2 separate regions of the Mus musculus genome follow, and region 1 is linked to region 2. Evidence: chromatin loops called from intact Hi-C (ENCODE). Cell type or tissue: heart. All regions are shown on one strand. Links, peaks and the distances in the headings refer to the core of each region. The heading gives the core; the rest is flanking DNA. Region 1 overlaps Ctr9 (CTR9 homolog, Paf1/RNA polymerase II complex component). Region 2 has its middle 35 kb from the start of 1700012D14Rik.

Region 1 (12,544 bases), core at 1,750-9,749, 100 kb after region 2:
TGACCTAAGTCTCAGGTTAGGGACTTATAGGGTAGAGGCAGAGACCCAACTCCTGCAAATTGTCCTCTGACCTGTACATGTGTTCTATGGCACACAGGTAACCTCCACCTCCAATTCTGTGAGAAATGAGAACAGTGCAATTGAGAGAGCGTGTGTGTGTGTGTGTGTGTGTGTGTGTGTGTGTGTGTGTATGTATCTGTGCAGTGTGTGTGTATGTTGTTTGTGGTATGTATGTATATCTCTGTGTAGTATGTGTATATGTATGTTTGTGTGTGTGTTTGTGCCTGTGTAAGTGTGTCTGTGTATCTGTGTGTGTGGTATATGTGCCTGCATATGTGTGTGCGTCTGTGTGTGTGTGTGTGTGTGTGTGTGTGTGTGTATGAGATGGTTCAATAGGGCAGGATATCTACCATCAAGCCTGGTGGTGGGAATTCAATTCCCAGGCCCCACATGGTGGATAGAGAGAGCAACCTCCCACAAGTTTTCTTCTGTCCTCCACATGTGTGCTATGGCATACACATCACCCCTTCTTCCCCACAAATAAATGATAGAAAACACTTTTCAAAGACAGTACAGGGACTGAAAACATGGCTCAGTGATTAAGAGTGATTGTTGGCCAGGCAGTGGTGGCACACGCCTTTAATCCCAGCACTTGGGAGGCAGAGGCAGGTGGATTTCTGAGTTCGAGGCCAGCTTGATCTACAGAGTGAGTTCCAGGACAGCCAGGGTTATACAGAGAAACCCTGTCTCAAAAAAACAAAAACAAAACAAACAAACAAAAAGAGTGATTGTTGTTTTCCCTGAGGACCTGAGTTTGTTTTCCAGCACCCACCTGTGTTGGGTGGCTTGCAACAGCTTGCAACTCCAGCTCCAGGGTATCTGATGTCTCTGGCCCTTACAGGTATTTGCGCTCATGTATACCACATACCAGGCACATTTACAGGGTTAGAATAAAATGTATCTTAAAAACATTAAGGACACCTCCAGAGTAGGGCAGATGGAGCTGCTTTGAAGTTTATTTGTCCAGGAAGGCTGGTTTTGTTTTGTTTTGAGATAGAGTCTCACAAGGTACCCCAGGCTCTTCTAGATCCCACTATATATAGCCCTGGCTGGCCTTAAACTCACAGAGATCCTTCTGCCTTAGCTCAGGAGTGTACCTTATGCCACTCCACCTGGCAATACGGGGTCTTCTAATTGAGCCCCACTTTCCTCTTACAGAACTCCCAAGAGGGCAACTCCACTCCTGGTACAATCCATTCAAGCACCAAAAGTTTTGCAAATTGTGACAGGACTATAGCATTCAGCATTTTCACAACTTGTCTGCCGATCTTTTTTCTTTCTTTCTTTGGTTGTTTTGGTTTTTTTTTGTTGTTGTTGTTTTGTTTTGTTTTTCATGACAAGAGGGGTGTGTGTGTGTAGCCATCACTGTCCTGGAACTAGCTCAGTAGACCAGGTTGGCTTCGAACTCACAGAGCTCCCACCTGTCTCTGACTCTCGAGTGCTGGGATCAAAGGCATTCACACAGTAGTCTGTGGACTTCTTTATGCAGGCTTTGTGTGCCATGAAAAAGCCTTATTGGTTTAAAGATGTTTGAAAAACAAGTTGGATGAGAAGGTGAGATCAATTCAGCAATTGAAGGTCTGAAAATCTGGTTTTTGGAAGCCTCGAGCCTACCCAGTGTTCAGTCATTAGTTAATTGTGGCTTTCATGACCAAACAGAGATTAGTCCCTGGAGAGACAGCAGTAGTGAGGTTGGAGCAGCTTCAGTACACACAAGCACACAAAATAGATACATAATTAAGATTAAAGATTTTTTTTTTTTTTTGGTTACCTCCAAGTTGAAGTCTTTCCCAATAATTATTATTTAAAAATAGAAAATGCTAGCCGGAAACAGAAAGTCAGCCCCGTTCAGCTGACTTTCCACAGCCTATTTACCCCAGCAGCTCCCGAGCCCCCGAGGCCATGCATAGTTAGGGCAGAACTGCCTCCAGATGGCTGAAAGGAGCAGTAGGAATCTCCCGTGAGGGTCTGATGGCCCTCTCCACTGCCTCTCTATGAAGCTTGTTAACAGTTTAGAGGGCCAGTACTGACAGGCTAGTGCAAGCAGGCACAGCTCATCTGAGGAAGATGGTGGCCATTTTGCTCAGAGGACTGAATGGCACAAAGACTGGGTGGAAGGAAGAAGTTTCAAAAGAATAATCTATGAAAGGGTGTCTGAACTCAGCCCATTGTCCAGACAAGTGGGGCACAAGGCATAGGAGCATGCATTCATATGATTTTTCTGGGGATTGGAGACCAGCTGCTGTGAGGCCCCGAGGGCAGCAGGAGCCAAGCAGGGCCAGTTAAGTCAGTCATGGGTCCCTTGTCAGAGGGCTCTCCCAGTCTGGATCACTCCTGGAGTGATTGTCCAGGCACTGAAGGAAGCTGTGTCTGCCTGAGGAAACCTCACAGCGTCTTCTGAGGCAGACAGTGTAGCCAGCACTATGAGAACATTGCTGTTCTGGGAGTCTGGGGACACAAACAGGCTAATTCAACAAAAAGCAGACGGGGTGTTACTCACAGGCACCTCTGAGGCCAGATCACCACAGAAACGTGAATACACTAGGCTAGACACACAGGAACACAATGTCAGAATTCATTGAGTGACAATAAGTTTACAAAGTTCAGTGTTTAAGTGATGGCAATAATCTATATTATTACTGCTCACATCGCACATAACACAGGAAATGTATCTAAATATCTTTATATTGTCTTTGGTTCTTTTCTATTGCTATAAAACTTTATGACTTAGGAAATTTATAGAAAGCATTTTATTTGGGGGCTTACAGTTCCAGAGGACAAGTCCATGACCATCATGGTGGGAAGGGTGGCAGTAGGCAGGCAAACATGGCACTCAAGCAGTAGCTGAGAGCTTATATTTGATCCACAAGCACGGGGGGGGGGGGGGAGAAAGAGAGCTGGAAAGGGAGAGAAGGGGAGGGAGAGAGAGAGGCAGAGAAAGACACAGAGACAAACAGAGAGAGGAGAGACAGCAACCCACATACACAAGACTGGGAATGGTGTGGGCTTTCAAAACTCAAAACCCACCCTCAGTGACACCTCCCTCAACAATGTCACACCTCCTAGTCCTTCTCAAACAGTTCTAGCAACTGTGGATCAAGCATTCAAATATACGAGTCTCTAGGGGCCCTTCTTATTCAAAACACCCATTCTATATAAGGGTTATAGAATAGATATATATGTATTGAGACCACAGCAGAGTTTGAGAGGCATTGAAAAAGGACTGGAAGACTGCAGGGGGAAAAATGATCCAGAGAGTGCCTGGAGGGAGCTGCTGGAATCAGGTCTGTGAGCAAAGCTGCGAAGTACAGCTGCTCCGTGAGAGAGTAAACCTGTCCGAAGCAGGATATGGGTCAGGAGCAGGAAGCAGGTGACCAAGTCCAGATCCAGAGGGGTAAACAGAACAGGCGGCAGCCAAGTAGGCCTTGTAACCAGCTGGGGACTGAGGCTAGCTGAAGCTCCAGGTATCAGACAATAGGCCATGAGACCATGAGACCATGCTGTCACTTATGGGGACCTGGTAAGACAGTTACACTCTTTCCTTGGTCAATGTGTCCAATATAGTATTGCACCTGGTTCTCGTGAATTTCTGTGAGACAGGGTCTTGCCATGTAGCTCTGCTGGTCAGAGATCCACCTGCCTCTACCTCCTGATGTGATTTTAATACTTACATATGCCCCTACAGTCTTAATTCTCCCCAACTCACTTACAGGGTGGCACCCTTTCTATTCTCAGCCTGTCAGATGGTACTTCTAGGTCTATCAGAAACTGCTGCCATCTCTCCCTCAAAATGGAGTAAAAAACTGTTTGTAAAGAACGGGAGAAACGGCTCAGCATTTCTAAGTATTTGCTGCTTTTCCAGAAGACTGTAACTTAGTTTCCTGCACTCACACCAGGTAGCTCACAACCTCCAACTCCAGTTCAGAGGCTCCATGTCCTCCTCTGGCCTTCGAAGGCATCTGTATGCATGTGGTACCCCTATGTACACACAGGCTCACATACATTTTTTAAAAAGTTGTTTACACAATGGAGTCTCCTAGAGCAAGGAACATCCTAGAATCCCAGTTTTATTCTAAATGGAATAACCAAGAGTACTGAACCTGACCTTAACAGAAACCACACTTCACATGTTACCTCTGGCTTTCCCAGAGCTATTATCACCTGTAGTAAAGGGAATGGGTTCTTGTCACTTGGGGACAGGTCTGAGCAGTATTAGTGTTCTGGAAAGTGCAGACAGAAGTGCTGAGAACCCTGCCTCCTCACATACAATTCATAGAATTAGCTGTGTGACCTGAACCCACCCAGCAGACCCAAATCTCAGGCTTCTGAGGTTCCCAGGAGTCACTGGCTCCCTTAGTCACTGGCCTTGCCTCTGCAGCACCTCAGAGGTCCTCCAGGAAGCAGGGCTGCCCAGCACCTTGGAGTCTCCTGTTTGAGGAAATTTGTCTGGTCTGCTTTCTCCTTGGTGTCCCCAGTCTGCAGACACTCACTACATTCCACTTCACTCCATAGGGACAAACTTGTATTCACGGAGTGTTTTGGAAGGGGGCAATTTATCTCTGCATCCTCAGTTCACTGTTTTAAGGTAACTTAATAATACTTGATTACTAAAGACTTTTGTTTGTAGACAGGGTTTCTCTGCATAGCCCTGGCTGTCCTGGAACTCACTCTGTAGACCAGGCTGGCCTCAAACTCAGAGATCCACCTGCCTCTGCCTCCCAAGTGCTGGGATTAAAGGCGTGCACCACCACTGCCCGACTTGCCACAGACTTTTTATAATGGTTACAAAAATAATTACTTATTAAAAATCGGTGTGGCACATGCCTTTAATCTCAGGACATGAAAGGCAGATCTTTGTGAGTTCAAGGCCAGCCTAATCTTCATACTGAGTTCCAGAGCAGCCAGGACTATGTAGAGACCTTGCCTCAAAAAAAAAAAAAAAAAAAAAAAAAAAAACAAAAACAACAAAAATCCATAGCTGGGCTGGAGAGATGGCTCAGTGGTTAAGAGCACTGATTGCTGTTCCAGAAGTTCTGAGTTCAATTCCCAGCAACTACATGGTGGCTCAAACCATCTGTAATGGAATCTGATGTCCTCTTCTGGTGTGTCTGAAGAAAGCTACAGTGTACTCATATACATAAAATAAACAAAACTGTAGCCTTCTAGTATATTTAAAAAAAAAAAAAGCCTCCAGAAATCTGCCATGAATTACAAAAGCCTTGATGAAACTGCCTTTGGTTTGGATAGCTTCCCAATGTTTTGCTTAATATATTTAAATATATGTTATTGAGCCAAAAGAAAAAAAAAAAGAGGACACACAGGCACTCGCATGGTTGGTAAAGGGTTTATTAAGTGACTGGGGAGGTCTTCCCACTCTGACACCAGGAAAGCACTTTCCACACCTTACCCTCCCGTGTTTGCACTCTGCTCATGGCTGCAACCCCTTCCAACAGAGTTCAGTACAGGGACATCTCTTCCTCTGGAGATAAAACTCAGTCTCAACTCAAAAGGGAACAAAGGCTTTTATCTCTGCTTCTGCAACATTTGGTACAAGTTTGTACATAGCAGCATGCTGCCTACCGGAGAGGAGAGGAGAGGAGAGGAGAGGAGAGGAGAGGAGAGGGGAGGGGCTAGCCTGGCTTGCAAGCCTTGGGAATGCTTTAGCATCTGTGTTATCACTGCAGTTTTCACATATGGCAGGTGGAGCTGCACCACAATGCAGGAGTCTCACTGCTCCAGCTTGGGACACTGGACTCTCCAGCACAGGAAATGTCTCTTGGAAGTTAGTAAATATACAAGTAGAAAAAAAATTGCCTTAAGAAAAAGTTTACAAGTGACTAACCACCTGAAAGGTTTCTTATCACAGCTTTTATATATTATAAAGCTCCTCCCAACCCATGGAGTCTTTGATGAAATAAACCTAGTCGCTATCATCTGACCCATGTTCTGAGCCTCGGTCTGAGGCCTCGTTGTTTGAGCCCTCTGGTTCTGATTCATTTCCAGAGCCTTGGCCAGAGCCCTCGTTGTCAGAGCCCTGCTCTGATTCGTGGTCCGATTCTGCACTTGGAGAAGCCGGGCGAGAATCGTTCTCGTTCTCAGAAGCTCCGGAGGGGCTTCTCCCTGACTGCACAGACTCATTGTCCGACTGCTCAGAGCCGGAGCGCCTTCTCTTTCTGGACGGCTGGTCACTGTCGGAATCCTCATCCGACTCCTGTCTACCCGACCTCCGAGGGCTGCCTGCCTCGCTGCCAGACTTGTTCTGGTTGTCATCTGAGTCGCTCTCAGATGAGGCGCGTCTGTTGGGCCTCTCGTCGTCATCAGAATCGCTGTTGCTATTCCTGGGATGTCTGGAAGAGAGAGGTGAGGATGAGACACTAGGACAGCCAAATGCACTTTCTGTTCTGGGTCAGCCTTTGTGCGTTACACAGGAGCTGGGGCCTGTGGTACTTGTTTTGTGTCCTATTCTGTAAATGCGGACACTTCATTGTAAACTGAGATCAACAATGAGGGAGCACACAGTGACCGGCAGCCAGTCTGCACATGAGCAGTGAGTGTTAGGTTCTGTTTAGCAGGCATTTTTCAATTTCAAACTCAGAAGGTCAGAATGGGGAATCCTAGGCACAAAGCTAAAATGTGTCTGGGCAGTGGTGGCGCATGCCTTTAATCCCAGCACTTGGGAGGCGGAGACAGGTACATTTCTGAGTTCGGGGCCAGCCTGGTCTACAAAGTGAGTTTCAGGACAGCCAGGGCTATACAGAGAAACCCTGTCTCGAAAAACAAAACAAAACAAAACAAAACAAGTAAAATATGGGCTCCCTGATGGTGGCTGAGACTCAGAAGTCCTAAGACTGGAACAGCAGAACACTTCTGTCCTAAAACATCCATGTCAACAGACACCTGAAGAAGAGTGACCTCAGTGCTGTTCTCAGGTTTGTGAAGGCCCCAGGTCTTCACAAGGACAAGGTTATCAGACAGGAAGCCAGGGCTAAGTAAGGGGCCTTAGGCTACTAACTTTTCTTCCCAGCTTCCTTCACTGTTGGTTGACGTGTCAGGGAAAGGGAGATAGCAGCAGCTGTGATATTGGCCTCCTGCTTCAATATGTCAGAAGCGCTGAGAGAGGCTGCCTCAGACTTATGCTGAGCAGTTCTGGTTTCCATGACACATTCCAACAGGACTCAGACTGGGAAGGTTAGGGAGAAGGGAAAGCGTCCTACATACTAAAGAAAGGCTCCTTGTGTCCCGATCTAAAAGAGGGAAACACACATGCAAGCGCAGTCAGGAGTCACGTCATCAAGGCTATGAGCTGAGGGTGGGTAAGCTAAGTCCACCAAGGAAGGCAGAGGTGTGTCTCCAGCAGGGGAAGAAATGGTCACTAAGTTCCTCATCTCCACAAGGCCAGGTCCAGGCCAGTCCTAGCAGTTGCTGGCCTGTCAGTGCTGGGCAGCAGATGACACTTGCTTAGGGATGAGTGTGCCATCTAGGATATCAGCTAAGCTGATATGTGTCGTGGTTTCTCCTCGCTACAAGACAGCTAGGCATAGAGTACAAGGCCAGCCTGAAGCTGGCGAGGACAGCACACTGACCACTGCCAGTCATCTGCTCTCCAGTTCTGTTTTTCCTCTAAAGACAAAGACACAGAAGAGGGTCCAGCTGGCTGGTTAGCAGCTACTGTAGCTTCCCACAGTTAGAATTTACCCTGGGATTCCTGCCCCCTATCAAACTGGGACTTATTTACCATTAAAATTTACCAAGGTGTGTGTGTGTGGGGGGGGTTCTTACCCTTCATCAGCAATTTTCAGTTTATCCTCATCTGAAGAATCATCACTTGATGATATAATGGCTTTGGATTTTATTTTTCCCTTCATTGAAGGAGGCAGGCGTTCTGGCTTGGGCTAGAGAATGTCAAGCAAAACCCATTAGTTGGGCTTCTCTTATTATTGGGACATCTTACTAGCTACGTTTTATTATAGTAACAGAATCAACAGCCACCAATGAAAGCAAGCATTTGTGCTAGAAGAAGCTGCAGAAGAGTGTACTGTGGCACTCTGTCAGACAGAGACAGACAGACAGACAGACAGCATACACACATACACATACACACACACATACATACACACATACACACACACACACACACACAGCATACACACATACACATATACACACACACACATACATACATACACACACACACACACACAGAGCTGAAATCAGCTCTAGAACTCACAGCCTTCTTTTTCTCTGCTCTCGGTGGGCGGCGCTTCTTTGGTTTGGGGCCATTTTCTGTCTCCTCCTCCTCAGATCCCTCTTCTCCCTTTGGAGGTCTTGAATAGTGAATGAGAGGCTGTCAGGAGGTTGGTAGCTGCCGGGTCTAAGGCTACACTGCCATCACAGTAGTGCCATTCTGTATGGACACTGATACTCAGCTATACTATGCACTCAAGGGCACAGGCTCTACAGTCTGCAGGGACTGGTCTGCGTGACAGCTGCCATTACCCTGTCACCATGCGGCTCCCTCTTCCATCTACACTGCCATCTGCACAAGGTTCAGTGCCTGAGTGAGGAACCTATGTTTTGGATCTCCAAATCTTTCCCCTACTTTTCCTTCCTCTCAGCTGCTACCAAGATCCTCATTACAGCTACACAAGTGATGATCTGAATGGATCAATAGGTTCTTTCTCAAGGATAGGAAGGCACAGGAAGGACGGGTCTGAGAAAATTGCCGAAAGAAGACTCCTAGGCAGGAGAGCGTGCGACAGATGGCACTGGGTGGTGAAAGGGCACTTTCACATCCATCACTCACATTCCAGAGAGGAATGGCTCAGTGACGGCCAGTACTGCACATGCAGTCAATGAAGCTGCCACCCAGGCTGCTCAATTCACATCTGTGTCCAAAATACATTATAAGAAAAGAAAACTGCAAATGGTGTTGCACACCAATAATCCCAGAGCTCTGGAGGCAGAGACAAGTAGATCTCTGTGAGTTTAAGGCCAACCTGGGATACACAGTAAATTCAAGGCTGGTATGGGATACATAAACCCTAATTCAAGAAACAAAAGGACACTGTGACTATCAGCTGTTTCAGGGACTAACCTAGAGACACATGTAAATTAAATGCTCGAGATTCTGAAACAAGCTAAAGCAGGGAGGCAATTTGGGAAGATTATAAATAAAGCAAAGCATTTATAAACAAAGCAAAAGGTCTCTCGCCTTTGTAGATGCTTAAACAGTAATGAGGACACTACCTTCTCCTCCTCTTCTTCTTCCTCTCTCCACCTTCCTCTTCTTCGCCTTCCTGTTCACTGCCACTGCCCTTCCTTCTCTTCTTCTTTTTGGATACAGGGAGGTCATCGTCGGTGTCATCGTTGACAAATTCATCAAACTCGCCTCCTTTCTTGGAACGCTATGGACCCAAGGAGACCACATCAGCACTTCCAGGCAGAGAGAGCACAGCTAGGGCGCAGGAGGCCGGAGAGCGCTCTTGCGGGTCTCTGACAAGTGAAGAGCTTTTACTAAGTCATGTGGAAGAGGGGCTTGGCTAGGCCCACACTTTCTGCACTTGACATGAGATGTCATCAACTTCCTGAGAAGTCAGCACAAGGCAAGCACACCTTCAATTAAAAGGCATTTAGCCCACCCTAGCTCTGGGAATGCAGAAAGGTGTTGGTTGTTTACCCCCATGACCATGGAGCTGACTGGGAGGGAGGTATGGTCTCTGCAGCTACCCTGCATCACATTCCAAACGTCAAACCAGATGCCTCAGCTTGGGAGAAGACCATGATTCAAAGTCCAGTTCTCCCGAATGCTCATTGTAAACCCTGTAAGTCACACTCCCATGGGAGCAGGGACTACCTGGCTTGCTCAAGTCGGCAGTGTAAGAGCTGCAGAGTACGTGTGTTGAGCCCATGTTCACCCAAAGCATCACACCCACCACAAAAGCAGGGACCACTGCCCACACCGGACACTGCGATCTGTGTTAGAAGACTACCCCTTGGTAGAGGAAGTCAAGGTTAAGAAGTAAGTACGGAGCCAATTAAACTAAGCTCTTCGTTTTAGAAAGCTCAAAGGCAGCCTCTGAGGTGGCTGCAGACAGTGGGTCAGATCTTACCCGCCCTCCACCTCCACCTCTTTTCTTCTCCTTTGTTGCTTCAGTCTCGCCAGTGAACATAAGGATATTTTTGGTCTTCTCCACATACTGGGCACGCTGTTCCAAAAGTTTCTTTTGTTCTTCCTTTTCTCTGAGACGTTTCTCTTCCTAATGGGGGGAAGGGGATATATGGGAATTGATCAAAATGTTCTTATAATAAACCAAACAGCCAGGCAGTGGTGGCACATGCCTTTAATCCCAGCACTTGGGAGGCAGAGGCAGGCGGATTTCTGAGTTTGAGGCCTGCCTGGTCTACAGAGTGAGTTCCAGGACAACTAGAGCTATACAGAGAAACCCTGTCTCGAAAAAATCATAAAGAAAAGAAAAGAAAAGGAAAGGAAAGGAAAGGAAAGGAAAGGAAAGGAAAGGAAAGGAAAGGAAAGGAAAGAAGAGAGAACTAAACAAGTGTAGAGAAGACAGAGGGCTAGCTCCTCCCACACAGAGGCACCCGCCCTCCTGAGCTCAGTGTAGACGCACCTGCTCTTTGAGAAGCTTCTGTCTTAAGAGCTCCTTTTCCTGCTCCTGCTTGGCCCGCAGCTCCCGTTCTTCCTCATCCTGCTTGCGTGCCCGGGCCACATGGTACTGGGCCTGGCTCAGTAAGTCAGAGCACTGCCTAATATTTCAGATGCAAAGACATAATATCCAGTTAAGAGCACCTGCTTTCCTTAAAGTCACTGTTCCAAGTTCCCCAACTCAGAATTCCTGTCTTGATTCATGGACATAACGTGAGAAAAGCAGCCACGTATTTCTTAGCTGTGTGGTGGCTCAGGCCTGTGCTTGTAGCATGAGAGGAGGATCCTGGTTCTAGTCTAGCTTCAGAGCAAGACCATGCCTCAAAAAGACAACAGAAAGAGAAAGCACTTTCCAACAACCTAAGAAGACTACATCAATTTCCTGAAATCTGAAAAGGTGTTGTGGGTGAGGGAATAAGTGGCCCCGAGAAGGCCAGGACCACTTTGTTATGGTCACACTCTCCTAATCCACACCCAACGTGCCTACTCCCCGTCCCCCGCTCCCCACCCCCAAGCCACCTTCTGTGAATAGGGCATTACCTGGCTTCAGAGGCAGCAAGGGCCAAATCAAATCTCATTTTATCTCCAACTTTGCTCAAGTAACTGAAGTACCTAAATGGAAGAAGAAGATAGAAGATAAAAGATATTTCACTCAATCCTCATATTAAGGCCCTGTTTAATAAACAGAAGTTCATCAAGAAAGGTAAAATATAGTTAATACTGTCAGTAAACTAAGAAATAACCATAGCAACAGGTAGTAAACATTAAACTTTCTAACTAACTGTGTCAGCACGGTGGGTGGGGCAGAAGTCACGAGAGCACTTACTCTTCACCAGATGAGGCAAGAAACATTAACAGAGATGAACAATAGCACAGCTGATCATCAGAGATGGGAGCTTTCATCTACCACACACTGAACTGCTAAGTCCTATAAGGTTAAACACATTTGAACTGAGCTGAATAAATCTGTTAAGCAGTAAGTGATAAGATCTTTAATCCTAGCTTGATGAAAATCAACATCCCATAAAGACACACTGGAACAGAACATGAAACCAACACAAGTGGAGACGAAACAGCTCACAAGTGTAAAACACTGGCTCGGACTGCTGAGAGGTGAATGAAAATCCCCGAGAGCCCACAGCCAGCCAGGCAGCTCTAGGAATCAGGCTTCAAGGCTGACTTGCCTGGACTCTGCCTGGAGTATGGCGCCACCACATGGCAACTGTGTGCTTTGACCTTAAACTAAACTGCTAGCTAGACCTCTAATGCTTGCTTTCCCCTAATGGTTATTATTATTATTTTTCTTTTGAGGAAAATCTTTTTTTTTAATCTCCTGAGGCAGTTTTAAGGCAACAAACCACTGTAAAGCCCCTTTCCTCAGAGCTCTCACCTGTGTGCGAGCTCCAGCTCTTTCACAGCATTAAGGACTTCCTTCAGATTACTTTTTTCATCTTTCAGGACAGAGGTAGCTAATCTTTGCAAGACCAAGGCCACATTAAACATCAGAACTGTGTCACTGGGTGCCACGTGTCTGGCCTGTAAACAGAAAGCAATGCAGGTAGCTTCTTATGACTGAATGCCACCAAAAGCATTCAGTAAACAAGTAAAAGCCAGGCAGCCATTTGGGGGGTGGGGCGGGGGCGGGGGCGGATGCAGTCCTGTTACCTTCAGCAGAGTCTGCTTGCACTCCTGCAGCTTGCCGCACTTGAAGAGGGCGCGGGCCAGGTAGAGCACAACCTCAGTGTTTTGGTGCTTATAGAACTTTCTGAGGCAGTTCTCATACTACAGAAAGGAAATGCTGGTTAGAAACACAGCAGAGCCGGG
Region 2 (12,544 bases), core at 2,020-10,019:
CAATTGGATGTATATGACTCCTGGCCTTCAGACCCAACCCCCAACCTTCCCACCCTACCTCCCAACACTCCCCATTCTCTCCAGGTTTCCAGCACCTATGTCGGTGGTTCACAAAGGTAAGTTCTCCCCTGTTGATCCAACGCCCTCGTCTGGCCTCTTCAGGTACTACATGCACAAGCTTCATATATACACATGCACACAAAAACAAACACTTTTTTTTTTTTAACTTTTCAAATGATATACAGCAGGTTGAAGTGTGATGGTGGAGAAGAGGGCAGTCTAGGGTAAAACAGAACAGTCTCTTTCAAATAAGGGCAGAAGAGAAAGCAGGAGAGAGAGAGAGAAAGAGAGAGAGAGAGAAGGAGGGGGAGAGAGAGAGGGAAGAGGAGGAGGAAAAGAAGAAAGAAGGGAAGGACTTAGAAAAGTCAGCAGTCACCTCAGGGGAAAGTACTGAGAGTGGTGAAAGCCACCCATCACACATGGGATGTTTCCACAATTACTAATTTTAGGCAAACGGCTCGTTAACTGACTTGGCTTATAGATGAGCTGGTTTTAGTGAGCTGGCCTATTTTCCAAGGGTGAGCTAGCACAAGCACACGCGTCCACTACTTGGCAGGTTGAGTACATGCTGGAGGAGGAGAAAGTGCCTCAAGCCATCCCCAGTTGGAGACAGCCTGCTCAGATCCCCTAATTATCTGCTCTGTCTGCTCTCATCAGGTAGTCTTCTCGTTATAATTTGGCTTCCCCTGCAGATTTCCCTACTGGGAGAGAACAGGCTGACCCAGAGTCGGAGTATTCTTGGTCCCACTGGCAGCTACTCAACATGGAAATTAATAAATTGGCATTCTCTCGAGAATTCCATGTACACATCCGTTCTCCAAAGCCTTTTTATAAAGTGTCTTAGGGAAGTCACTTTAGGTTGCATTAACAAAATGCAGAAATTTATATAAGAGGGTGGCTGCTTGTCCCAGCCTTCAAGGGAACAGGTTGTTGATGCTGAAACAGCAAACTGGAAAGTGTCTCCCTGCTCACACTTCTGACACCAAGAGTCAGGTTTCCATCCCAGACAACTCTCCACTTCTCTGAAGACACCAGACGGATGTCCTGTCATCCTACTCAGACCATCCTGTCATCTAACTCAGACACCAACTAACCATAGTGACTGCAGACTCTGTAGATGACAGACTCAGGCTCTCAGACAGGACATTAACTTTAAATGTCCATTGCAGCAAGCACTCCCTAAATAACCCACACTTTAGCCTGGAGCTGAATGTAGTGGGTCCCCAAAATAATCTCCATTCAGTCTGACTTGACTGAACAGCTCTCTTTTCAAGTTCAACAACTTACCATAACAGTTCACAGAATGCAGGAAGTGCTGTCATTATGTGTCCTGGTTTCCTGTAAAGGGTAGCATTAATGATGCAAAGGCTCTATGGCTCTATCAGATGAAGGGATATACACATCAAGTTCTATAAGGGTCTGGAGTACAAGAACTTCTTTCCCCCATGGAATTGGGATGCTCTACCCTCTCAATTTGTCCTTGTGTTCACCAATCTGGAAACTCTCCACTCATACTGTTCACAATTTTTATGGAAGATGTAGTTCTGATCAGGAAATGTCCTCTGAAGGCCTGTATGCCTAACCAGTAGCACCATTAGGAGGTGCTGGAGCCTTTGGGAAATGAAACCTAGTTGGAGGGAGCAGGTTATTGAGAGTGTCCCTTTGAAGAAGATACTGAAACCCTGGCTTCCCTCACCCCCACCCCAACCCTCTTCTGTCTTCTTCTCCTTCTCCTTCTCCTTCTCCTTCTCCTTCTCCTTCTCCTTCTCCTTCTCCTTCTCCTCCTTCTCCTCCTCCTCCTCTTCTCCTTCTTCTCCTTCTCCTTCTTTTTCTTCTTCTCCTCTTCCTCCTCCTCCTCCTCCTCCTCCTCCTTCTTCTTCTTTTCTCTCTCTCTCTCTCTCTCTCTCTCTCTCTCTCTCTCTCTCTCTCTCTCTCTCTCTCTGTGCATATCAGCCTTCTCTGCTTCTCAAGTGTCAGCTAAAGAAAGCTGTTCCTCACCTACCTCTGTCCTTGCTTAAATCACCTGTGCTTCCTGGCTACAAATTCCCCCAAAGATAACTCTGCACCCAATGGAGTGTTCTACCTATCAATTTGTCCATGTGTTCACCTTGATTATCACAGACAAACAACTGTTGTATACACAATTCCTGGGGAGACATGAGTCTATTCACCCCAGACAGGAAACAGACAAAAGAAAAGTTAACACCAAAGTCCAACTTGATGAACCAATGAGTTTTATTGGGGTTACTTATAGGTGAGGGGTTACTTAGAGCAGCAGAAATTACTCAAAGACAGTTGTATGACCAAAAGTCCACCCTAACATGGGTGATGGCTCAAAAAAGCTGTGACCTGGAGCACACTGCATAGCCTGTAGATATCTTAACGGGTGGGAGAGTGTCCTTTCCAGGTAATTCGGTTGGTTTGAGCTTCTTCTGGGCTGTGTGCTTGTTGAGTGTCTTTTAAGCAGATCAGCTTGTTTAATTGTGTCACTCCAGGCTGCTGAGCTCCAGACTATAGAGACTATATATGCTTGGGAAGGGAGAGACCTAGTGAATCTGGTCAGTTTCAGGAACTTCCTGAAGCCTTTGAATTGTTTATTTCCTGAGCTTAAGATTACCTGCAGAATGGAATGTTCCACCTCACTTTAGAATATCCCTTGTCATCCTACTCTCTTACCCATACCCCCTCAAACAAGGAGGCTGCATGGGTCGGTACCAAGTCCTCTGCATATATGATTGATATATATATATATATATATATATATGTTATAGCTGATAGCCTGGTGTTTTGTGGGACTCTTAACAGTGGGAGTAGGTGTGTCTCCAACTCTGTCTGCTCTTGGGACTCTTTTCCTCTTATTGGGTTGCTTTGTCCAGCCTCAACATGAGGACTTTTGCCTTGTCTTACTGTATCTTGTTTTGTCCTATTAGGCTGATGTCTCTTGGAGGTCTGCTCTTTTCTGGAGAGGAAATGGAGGGGGAATGGATCTGAGGGAGAGGGCAGGTGGGGAGGGGAGCTGAGAGGAATAGAGGGAGGGGAAACTATGGTAGGGATATATGCTATGAGAGAAGAATCTATATTCAATTAAAAATTAATTAAATATTTTTAAAGAAAAACATTTTTAAAGAACATCCCTTGTCTTAATGAGCTTTCCCCAAGTTGGAAGGTTTTAAGTTAGAAGAAATTGCTATGCAGCACAAACTCTTATAGTCAAAAATATTTCAAGATTCAGAATTTGGGGCTCTGGAATATGGTAAAATGCCTCTCTAGCATCACCCCAACAGAGTCTAATGCAACTTCTTATAATCAAACACAATAATAGACTCACAATAAAAATGTGATATTCATGTAAACTTAGAAGTAAATTTTATAAATAGCCTCATACAGGTTCAAACCATATTTCCTCTAGAGGAAAATGCTCTTTTGGATTTTATTGGTTCTGGATTCAAAGCAGAACATAAAAGTCATGGGCTGTACCACTCCAGGCTGCTGAGCTCCAGACTCCGGAGACTATGGTGCTATCACGGTGCCCCCCTAGTTCCTTAGACCTCCAGGAGGTCTCGAACAACAGCATCAATGTTGCCTGCAAGCTCCTTAGAAGTACAGAATCTTGGGCCTCATCCCAAAATACATCAGCTACTTTATATGCATGCTGAAGTCTCTGAAGCATTACTCTAAGTGGCCGTCACATTCCTAAGTTGTCATCAATGGCTACATTTGGGTATGGGACTACATATTTGTATAGTCACCCCCCCAACCCATCTCCCTCTCCGTCTCTGTGTGTGTCTGTGTGTGTGTGTATGTGTGTGTGTGTGTGTGTGTGTTCACATTTAAAGATTATTTGTGCCACTGTGTAAGTATATAGAGGTCAAAGGGCAACCTTAGGTGTTGATCCTGGTCTTCCACTTTGTTTGAGATAAGGTTGTCTTAGTCAGTGTTTTATTGCTTCAAAGAGACACCATAGGCCACAGCAACTTTTATAAAGGAAAGCATTTAATTAGGGCTGGCTGACTTACAGTTTCAGAGATTTAGCTCATTGTCATCACAGTGAGGAGCATGACCACATGCAGGCAGAGATGGTGCTGGAGAAGTAGCTGAGAGTTCTTTATCTGGATCCACGGGCAGCAGGAGAGACACTGGGACTGGCTTGGGCTTTTGAAACCTCAAATCCCACCCTGAGAGACACACTTCCTCCAATAAGGTCACACCTACTCCAACAAAGTCATACCTCCTAATTCCAAGTAGTCAAATATATGAGCCTATTCTTATTCAAACCACCACAGGGTCTCTTGTTCAACTCAGTGTACATCTGACTACTTGGCCTTCAAGCTTCTGGGAATTTCCCACCCCTGTCTCCCAGCTTGCTGTAGGATCTCTGGGATGCCTGAGATACTGCGTCCAGCTTTACACAGTTTCCAGAGATTCGAACATAGGTCTTCACACTTGCACAACAAATGCCTTAACCATTGAGCCATCTTCCTGACCTCCACCCTCTGTTCTGTTTAATTGGATTCAAGCATGATATCTAAAATAACAATAAAGAAACTGCCTCCGTGGTATGACACACCAAGTCAGGAGTCCACCACCAGGCCTGAGAGCTGGGATTCCTGCCTACTTTACACCTTCATAGTTGCTTAAATGCCCACTCTAGTCTGCACATCAGGACTCCAATGCTGCTTCCCTCTGGTGCCAGCTGCACTTGCCCTTCAGTTACTTCTCCTTCCCAATTTTTCCTTCTGAAACTTGACTGTAGCCAGAACCCCTCGAACCACTCCTATCTCTGCAAGAAAAGTGGGTACAGTACATGCCTGTATTACTTTTCTGATTGCTATGTCCTGCCAAGGAGCAACAGAAGTGAAGAAGGTTTATGTTGGCTCATGGCTCCAGGGATCCAGTCCATCATGAGGGGGAAAGCATGACAGTAGGACCAGCTCCCATCTGTGGTAGCAACGTGGCTGCTGGCTCACATCCCAGGGACCAAAAGCAGAACAAAGAGACAACTGTGGAAATTCATCTGGCTTTCTCCTTTTCCCATTTTAATCCAGTACCGGCCCCTCCAGCCTGTGGAATGGGTCCCCACCATGGTACATCGTCCCTGCCTCCTCTGCTAATCCTCTCTGAAAACACCCTCACAGACATGCCCAAAGATGTGTCTCCTACATGATTATAAATCCAGCCAAACTGACAATTAGGAGTGACTGTCACAATGCCTGAACTCCATCTGTGGGAATGGCTCGAGCATTCTTTCTCAGGGGCTCTTTGGTCGCCAGGAAAATTGTGAAAGAGAAATAAACATTTGGGAAGAAAGCTGTAATCCCATTCTACACGTCATATGCTGGTGTCTTTCAGTTTCTGCATGCTCAGCTGAGGTCCAGCTGTGCAGATAGACCACATGGTTTTACATCTGTTTTAAGAAAGTAACTTTGTGGTCCTGCAAGATGTATGTATGTATGTATGTATGTATGTATGTATGTATGAAAAAAAAATACCTAAATAAAGTAGTGTATAGTCCATTCAGTCTTTCCTTCACAGTGGCTTCTGGGAAAAAATGTTGTCTTTTCTATCTAATTTTGAGATGTTCTGAAAACTTCTCTCTCAGTTCCCCACAAAACAGTCTGGATGATCCTTGAAGACACAAGTCATAAAACTGTATGGTTGCCTTTAGCTGAGGCAGTCAGACTCAATGAGAAAGGGCAGGGGAGGGGAAATGGTTATAGAGCTAGATGACTGGATGCAGTCTTGGTTTTACAAAATAAATAGGTTCTAGAGATGGCGCAGGAGCTGATTCCACAGCACTGTAACATACTTGAGGTCACTGCACTGGATACCTAAATGTGGCTAAAGCAAGAAATGGTGGATTTCACCACGTGACGAACAAACACATTGGGAATTTATGAACCACCTCTGGGAAGCAGCAGATACAGAGATGCTGTGAGTGGCATTCTGGAGATAGTGCATCCTGAAAACCAGATAGAGATGGCCTGTCTCCGGTTCCCAACACTTCATTCACAGACACGGCTGAGTAACTGTGAAGAATTCGGAGAAACAGATGGGAGTGGAGGTGGAGAAGATAAACTAGGGAGAAGTACCCCTCCCAGGAATGGCACACGTTTCCAAAACATTTATAAAACAGACCTAACCCACTGTCAGGACAAGCCTGGGGAATGAAGGTCAAGGGTCATACTCCGGGGCTACAAAGAAGGCCTTGCCCAAGGGAGGCCGAGAGCTGAGAAAGAAGCTTTCAGAGGTGAACTGCCTTGCCCCAAATGCCACAGTTACTAAGGAGCAGGGTGGGGACTTGAGATCTCACTCTCTCAACTCCTGGCGCTCACTTCCTAGCCAAGGATGACTTAAAACAGAATGAACCTGAAAAAGCCAAAAATAATTCTGTATTGCATTAAAGAAAGAACAAGTCCCTGTTGTATATGGGCATACAAATACGTATAATTTGAGGGTGTATTTTAAACCTGACAGCATCCTCCACCCCACCCCCACCCCTGAAGAGAAAAGAGGGTAAGAGCAAAATGTGGGGTGAGAAGCCATCTGACTCACCGGTGAGGTGGGGGGAAGAAGCTGTAAGCAAACACGATGAGTTTATTTCCAGCCCACATCTCCCTCCGCCAGCCCTGGCAGCCAGCCCACCCGTGTGTTGCCGGGGCCTCCATTGGAGACGTGGCCAGAGTCCTATTTTAGGAGGACAGAAGTAACCTAAATCATGTGGCTGCTAAGCTGGAATTTAAAGAACACACACCAAGAGAGGTAGGGGGAGGGAGGGAGAGAGGAAGAGAGAAATGGAGACAGAAACAGAAAGAGACAGACACAGAGAAAGAGACAGAAAGACAGAGAGGGAGGATAGAGGAGGAGAAGAGAGAGGGAGGGAGGGAGGGAGGGAGGGAGGGAGGGAGGGAGGGAGGGAGAAAAGATATATGATACTGGACACCACAATGTGCTAGCAGTTGGCCATCTGACGTGTTCCAATCTTGTCTAACCCAGGGAAGCCTTAATATAGTCCCTTTGTCCTGTCCGTTACGGGAACAGCCAGCAAAACTGCCTGCAAGAGAAAGCACATGGTCTCAGAGGTGAGCCAGGGACAGCCTCTGAGGTGCCAAGGATTTTTCTGAGCAAACATTGATGGACAGGTCTGTGTGTGCTGGAGAAACCCGTTCCCCTGGCTCCTTGCGGAATTCAGCCCCAGGGGAAGTGAGCTAATGACTGGGGTGGTTCACCTTCAGCCCAGATGCATCATAAAACCAACTTGTAAAGCCTGGTTCTGAATACTTTTGCTCACCCAGATGGAGTTCTGTGGGGCTCTGTGGCTTTCATATTGGAGGGTCCAGGGGCAGTTCTTCCTTTCTCTGGCCTAAAACCAGGGCCGGTGTCCTGAGCCTGTCAGCTAACCCAGGCTGTGGTCAAATCTGCTGACAGCAGCCACGGTCTGCCTGCAGTGTGTGCCCCACATCTGGGACTTGTGATTCACCAGCCAGTCTCTTCCCCCAAACCTAGTTTTTCATTCAGGCCTGAGCACGCAGGACTCACAGAGCCTGGGCTCCAGTGCCTAGACTTGTCTCTCTACCTAAGCACCCAATAGGGTTTATCCTTATCTCTAAACAGCCTTCCCCTCCCCTTGGGCTCAGCCTGATTCACCAGGGGAATTTCTGTCTTGATTTCTCATTCTGAGCCCAAGCTAGGGTGAGAGATTTCTGAATGGTCTTCTGTATACTGTTGGTGTCTGTGAGGACCCTTAAATTCAGGGGAACCTTTACCCCCACTCCCTACCCCGAACCCTTATTTCCACTGCTCTCCTCCCTCAGCTTGCCCAGGAGGACCCCAAGCAGCACCTGTTCTAGCCAATTCCTGGATTCCCTGTTTCTGCTCTCACCTCCTGGGCTCTTAATCCCTTGTCACAGCTGCTTCTGGCCCTTTGGTGACTCTTAAACTTCTCTTTTTAAACGACTGTCTTATCACGTGTTTCTGGCTCGATCTGTTTTGGACACAACAGTTTCCCTGTGGGCTGCGGTGAGGATTCTGTAAGTCAGCCAGCCTCTGGGTAGCTTGTAGATAGCTTCCAGTGTCCCTGAGTGTCTCACCGGGCCTTTTGGTTCTCACAATAGGGTTTTCCCTGGCCCTGCCTCCAAGGTAGCTTTAATCTCTAGAGCCCCTCCCTCACCTGAGGCAGCTACATTTTAGGCTCATCTCTTGACTTGCTGAGACCATTTTTCAAAAAACAAAAACAAAACAAAACAAAATTTGGCAATGCTTTTTATCAACAGGAAAGGAAGGGTCATCCCATATTTATTTCAATTTTTTTGGTTGCTAATATTTATTAGATTATTCACCCATCAACAGGAGTTGGACATTATCAAAATTCGTCTCAATTTCTGCTCATCTCAAAGATTCCTAGCCAAGCATCTATAACTGGTCAAAAAATAAGCCAAGTTATAATAGATTGGAGAATCCTCTCCATAAGCCAGTGTATAATATTAATATACATGGAGTACCCAGGGGACCAGAAGGTGCCTAAAGGTGCCTCTGACATGAACACACACCTGTCATAGTATGTCATAACATAGGCAGGACTCTGCATGCCTCCTTTGACTTAATGCTAAATCATAAACAGTTGCCATGTCACTACATAGAATAGTCTTTGGGGTGTGTGTGTGTGTGTGTGTGTGTGTGTGTGTGTGTGTGCAGATATGTGTGTGTGTGTTCATATTTTATATGCTTGTCTTTGTGTGTGCGAGTATGTGTGTGTCCAGGTGTATGTGGACGTTCATGGACAACCTCAGGTAGGTAACATCCTTGGGAGCTTCTTATCTTGGTTTAGTGTCATTCTTTAGAGACAGAGTCTCTTCTCTTAGGGCTCACCAATCAGGCCAGCAAACTCCAGAGCTCTCCCTGTCCCTACCTCCCACTACTGGATGCATACTACTGTATCTGGCTTTTTTGTGTAGATTCTGGGCATTGAACTTAGGTCCTCATGCCTGTCTGAGCCATCTCCCCAGCACCAGCTCAGTGACTGCAGAGTAGCCCTTTTAGCAGGGCTTCCCAACCTTCCTAATGCTGTGACCCTTTAATACAGTTCCTCATGTTGTGATGACCCCAACCATAAGATTATTTTCATTGCTGCTTCATAACTGTAATTTTGCTGCTGTGATGTATTGTAATGTAAATATCTGATATGTGGGATGTATGATATGTGACCCCTGTGAAAGATTTGAGAACCACTGCTTTTAGTGAAATTGCCATAACTGACCTGACTAGTGGATATTGGTGTTTTTCTACCATCATGTAGGAGTCTCTAGTACGCATCTTAGCACCTGGGACTTATTTAAGAGTATTTCTTAGGCCAGTTCTCAGCAGCAGGTTTAGTCAGCCAAGGAAAGAAACTAAAGCTTTCCAAACCTGTTGTTGCTTCCATTGCTTCATGCTTCCCTGAGATGAGGTTAGAAAAGTCTATCTGGGAAGTCTGAGCAGGAAGAAGAAACAAACATAGACAATTGTGTGAGGCATCCCACGTGGAATCTCTGTTACACCGCCAATCCAGCTTGCCCGGATTTGTTGATGCGCTTACTCTTAAGACTGTTTATGAAGAAATTCACCGCACATTATTTTAGAAACTTTGCTTACACGGTCTCATGGGTCCTCACAGCCACGCCCTGAGAAAGATGCTTTCCACCTCATTTCATAAAGGAGGGTGCAGGAGCTTAAAGAGGTGAAGCCTAGATCCCAGAAAAGCAGGAACACGTGCAAGCCTGTTCTTTCAGCTCTGCCACTAGGTGTTTCGTCCCTCGTCGTCTCTCCTCCTGCACATGTGCACAACGGAGTCTTCAACTTCTCCTGATAGGTGGAGGGAACGTTGAAGAGGTAACCTAGGAGGAAGGTACACACAGCTTCAAGACTTTGCTAAAGAAAGCAGATAGCTCTCCGCTGTCAGCCCACAAAACATTTCTCTTGCTTGCTGGTGAGAAGTGTATTAAAGATAATTTGGTTTTATGTTCATACACACAGACAGAGAAGGTTCCATATGGGCTAGGGAGGTTGCTCAACTGGTAAAAGTGCTTGCTGTCCAAGTGTGAGGATCTGAGTTCTAATCCCAGGACCCCACACAAAGCTCAGTGGTAGAACATGGGTCTGTAATCCCAGCACTCCCGTGGTGAGATAGGAATTGGATTCAGGAAAATCCCCCCCAAAGCTCCCAAATCAGCTAATCTGGTATACACAGAAGCAAAACCACAAGAAACCCTCTCTCAAACGATGTGGAAAGCAGAGATGGACACCCAAGGGAGGAGGCCGGCATTGGAGAGAGAGCCTACTGCTTTTGCAGAAGACTGGGGTTTGATTCCCAGTACCCTTGCTCCATGGGATCTGATGCCCTCTCTGGTCTTACACGTGCACTTAATCACTCACAGACACATATGCATAATTTAAAATACATCTTTTTTAAGAGGAAAAGGACAAGGAGGAAGAAGAAGAAAATGAGGAAGAGGAGAAGGAGGATCTCTCTAAATTTAGAACTTGCTAGCTATCAAAGACAATGACTGATCAATGTGTTTTGAGGCTAATTATTTTCCAGAACAATCACTATTCATCCTGAGCTAATATTCAACCTGCCCGTCCTGCAGTGGCCCGTCCTTATGTTAAAAATATGTGCTATTCTTATATTAGAAGTAGCTCTGTTGCCACTGGGTAGTAGTGGTGCACACCTTTGATTCCAGCACTTGGGAGGTGGAGGCAGGAGGATCTCTGTGAGTTTGAGGTCAGCCTTGTCTACAGAATGAGTTCCAGGACAGCCAGGGCTACACAGAGAAACTCTGTGTTGAAAACAAAACAACAACAACAAAAAGTAATTCTGTGGTAAAATAATTTGATCTGCCTGACTTTACCAAATTTGTGCACACTTTAAGACCTCAATTTTTTTAAGCCAATCAATATCAATTTGGGCCTTTTTACATATGAGAGGGGTATATCTTTAATTCCCTGCACATTTTAAAATACTGTCTCCTAAAACACCCTGAATTTGTAAATCCCAGATGTTGCCCAACTATGCCTCTAGGCATTGACTTCTGAAATTTCTTAGTGACAAAGAAGAAGGAAGAACTGAGGCAGGCACCGGATGAGTTTGGACAGAGATGGGCTAGCATCTGCACAGACTGAGGACATGAGATTTGATGGGCTAAGTGACTTGATTAGAAGCCATTGGTTGGTGTAGCAGATCAGCTGTATGGCTCAAGGAGCTGAATTCTACTGTGCATAAGACTAGTCATATGGTTCATTTGTCAGGCATCTTTAAGACATAATAATGGACACATGATTGTTAAAAGCAGAGGAGAAATTTCTAATCCCTAGCTGAAAATTCTAAATATAATTGAAAACAAATACTTAGATTGTGTCATCAAAAACTATCCCAGTTTCTTTACTGTAAATCTCTTCTCTATAGTGGTGATAGTGGCCAACAGCTTCAGGTGTGCTTGCCACAGAAATGCACGTAGATATAAGAACCTACTTTCCAATTGTCCCACCAAAAAGCTTAGTGCTACTGGAGCCAGAATCTTGGGTCCAGAAATAAAACCAGGCCCAGAGGAGCACAGTTAAGTCTATTAGGACATCTGTTTGAGCAGGACAAGAAATGCTGTTCTGAGAAGCCTTGCTGGAGGCTCCATAAAGAAAGGGAAAGAAGGGTTAAGGAAAAGAAGAGGGAGAGGATCATCAAAGAAGCATGGCAGCTATGGTTGCTGTGTGCAGTGGAGTAGGGGGAAGAGGTTTGATGATGGCTTCTGTCTGCCTCATCAATCTCAGAACTCATACAGTGCTGTGATGAAGACGTGACCAGCAGTGAGGACCCTCCTAGTTCAATGGAAGACCCTTATAAGGAGCCTCTTAAGAAGTGCCATGCAGTGGTTAGTGGCACCTGCCTTTAATCCCAGCACTTGGGAAGCAGAGGCAGGCAGATTTCTGAGTTTGAAGCCAGCCTGGTCTACAAAGTGAGTGCCAGGACATCCAGGGCTACACAGAGAGACCCTGTCAAAAAAAAAAAAAAAAAAGAAAAAGAAAAAGAAAAAACAGAAAGAAAGAAAGAAAGAAAGAAAGAAAGAAAGAAAGAAAGAGAAAGAAATAACAATGAAAACCATTAAGAGAGATCATATCTCAAAGACCCTCAACTTTGTAACATCAGATATCATGAATACATTTTATAAAGTTACTGCCAATAAACCTGTGGGTGGTTGTGTGTCAAAAACGAAGGAAGGAAGGAAGGAAGGAAGGAAGGAAGGAAGGAAGGAAGGGAGGGAGGGAGGGAGGGAGGGAGGGAGGGAGGGAGGGAGGGAGGGAGGGAGGGGAGGGGAGGGGAGGGAAGGAAGGGCAGGAAACAAGCAAAGAAGTAACTGAACATAAGAAGGTTCTCATCAAAGGTTCCTTGTCCTGACCTTCATACAAATAAGGGATTGGAGCACCCAGAAAGTACTTGCTCCAGATTGGCTGCTGCCTG

The links. A loop is a pair of places that touch in the nucleus more often than their neighbours do. Peaks named below come from ENCODE experiments on the same cell type or tissue, not always from the same donor. Only the 100,000 strongest peaks of a DNase experiment are listed, where the experiment ranks them.
Region 1: a loop joins it to region 2, with 2.5 times the contacts of the local background. A loop is called at or near these places in 4 of 42 quality-filtered maps.

What each region holds. Positions count from the first base shown.
Region 1 is chr7:111,049,222-111,061,765 of GRCm38, reverse strand. Ctr9 (CTR9 homolog, Paf1/RNA polymerase II complex component) reads right to left here. Exons shown (of 25, transcript NM_009431.2): 17 at 12,386-12,502; 18 at 12,111-12,256; 19 at 11,261-11,332; 20 at 10,686-10,821; 21 at 10,170-10,316; 22 at 9,307-9,464; 23 at 8,288-8,384; 24 at 7,840-7,952; 25 at 5,389-6,407. The coding sequence ends at 5,981. Among named protein-coding and RNA genes, the nearest start is that of Ctr9, 27 kb to the right of the region's middle. In heart, for the core only: no CTCF peak of the experiment used is centred there; a DNase peak (open chromatin) is centred at 6,365; H3K4me3 peaks cover 350 bases; H3K27ac peaks cover 2,866 bases.
Region 2 is chr7:111,151,664-111,164,207 of GRCm38, reverse strand. No RefSeq gene overlaps it. Among named protein-coding and RNA genes, the nearest start is that of 1700012D14Rik, 35 kb to the right of the region's middle. In heart, for the core only: no CTCF peak of the experiment used is centred there; DNase peaks (open chromatin) are centred at 6,687, 7,137, 7,497, 8,067 and 2 weaker places; H3K4me3 peaks cover 947 bases; H3K27ac peaks cover 2,547 bases.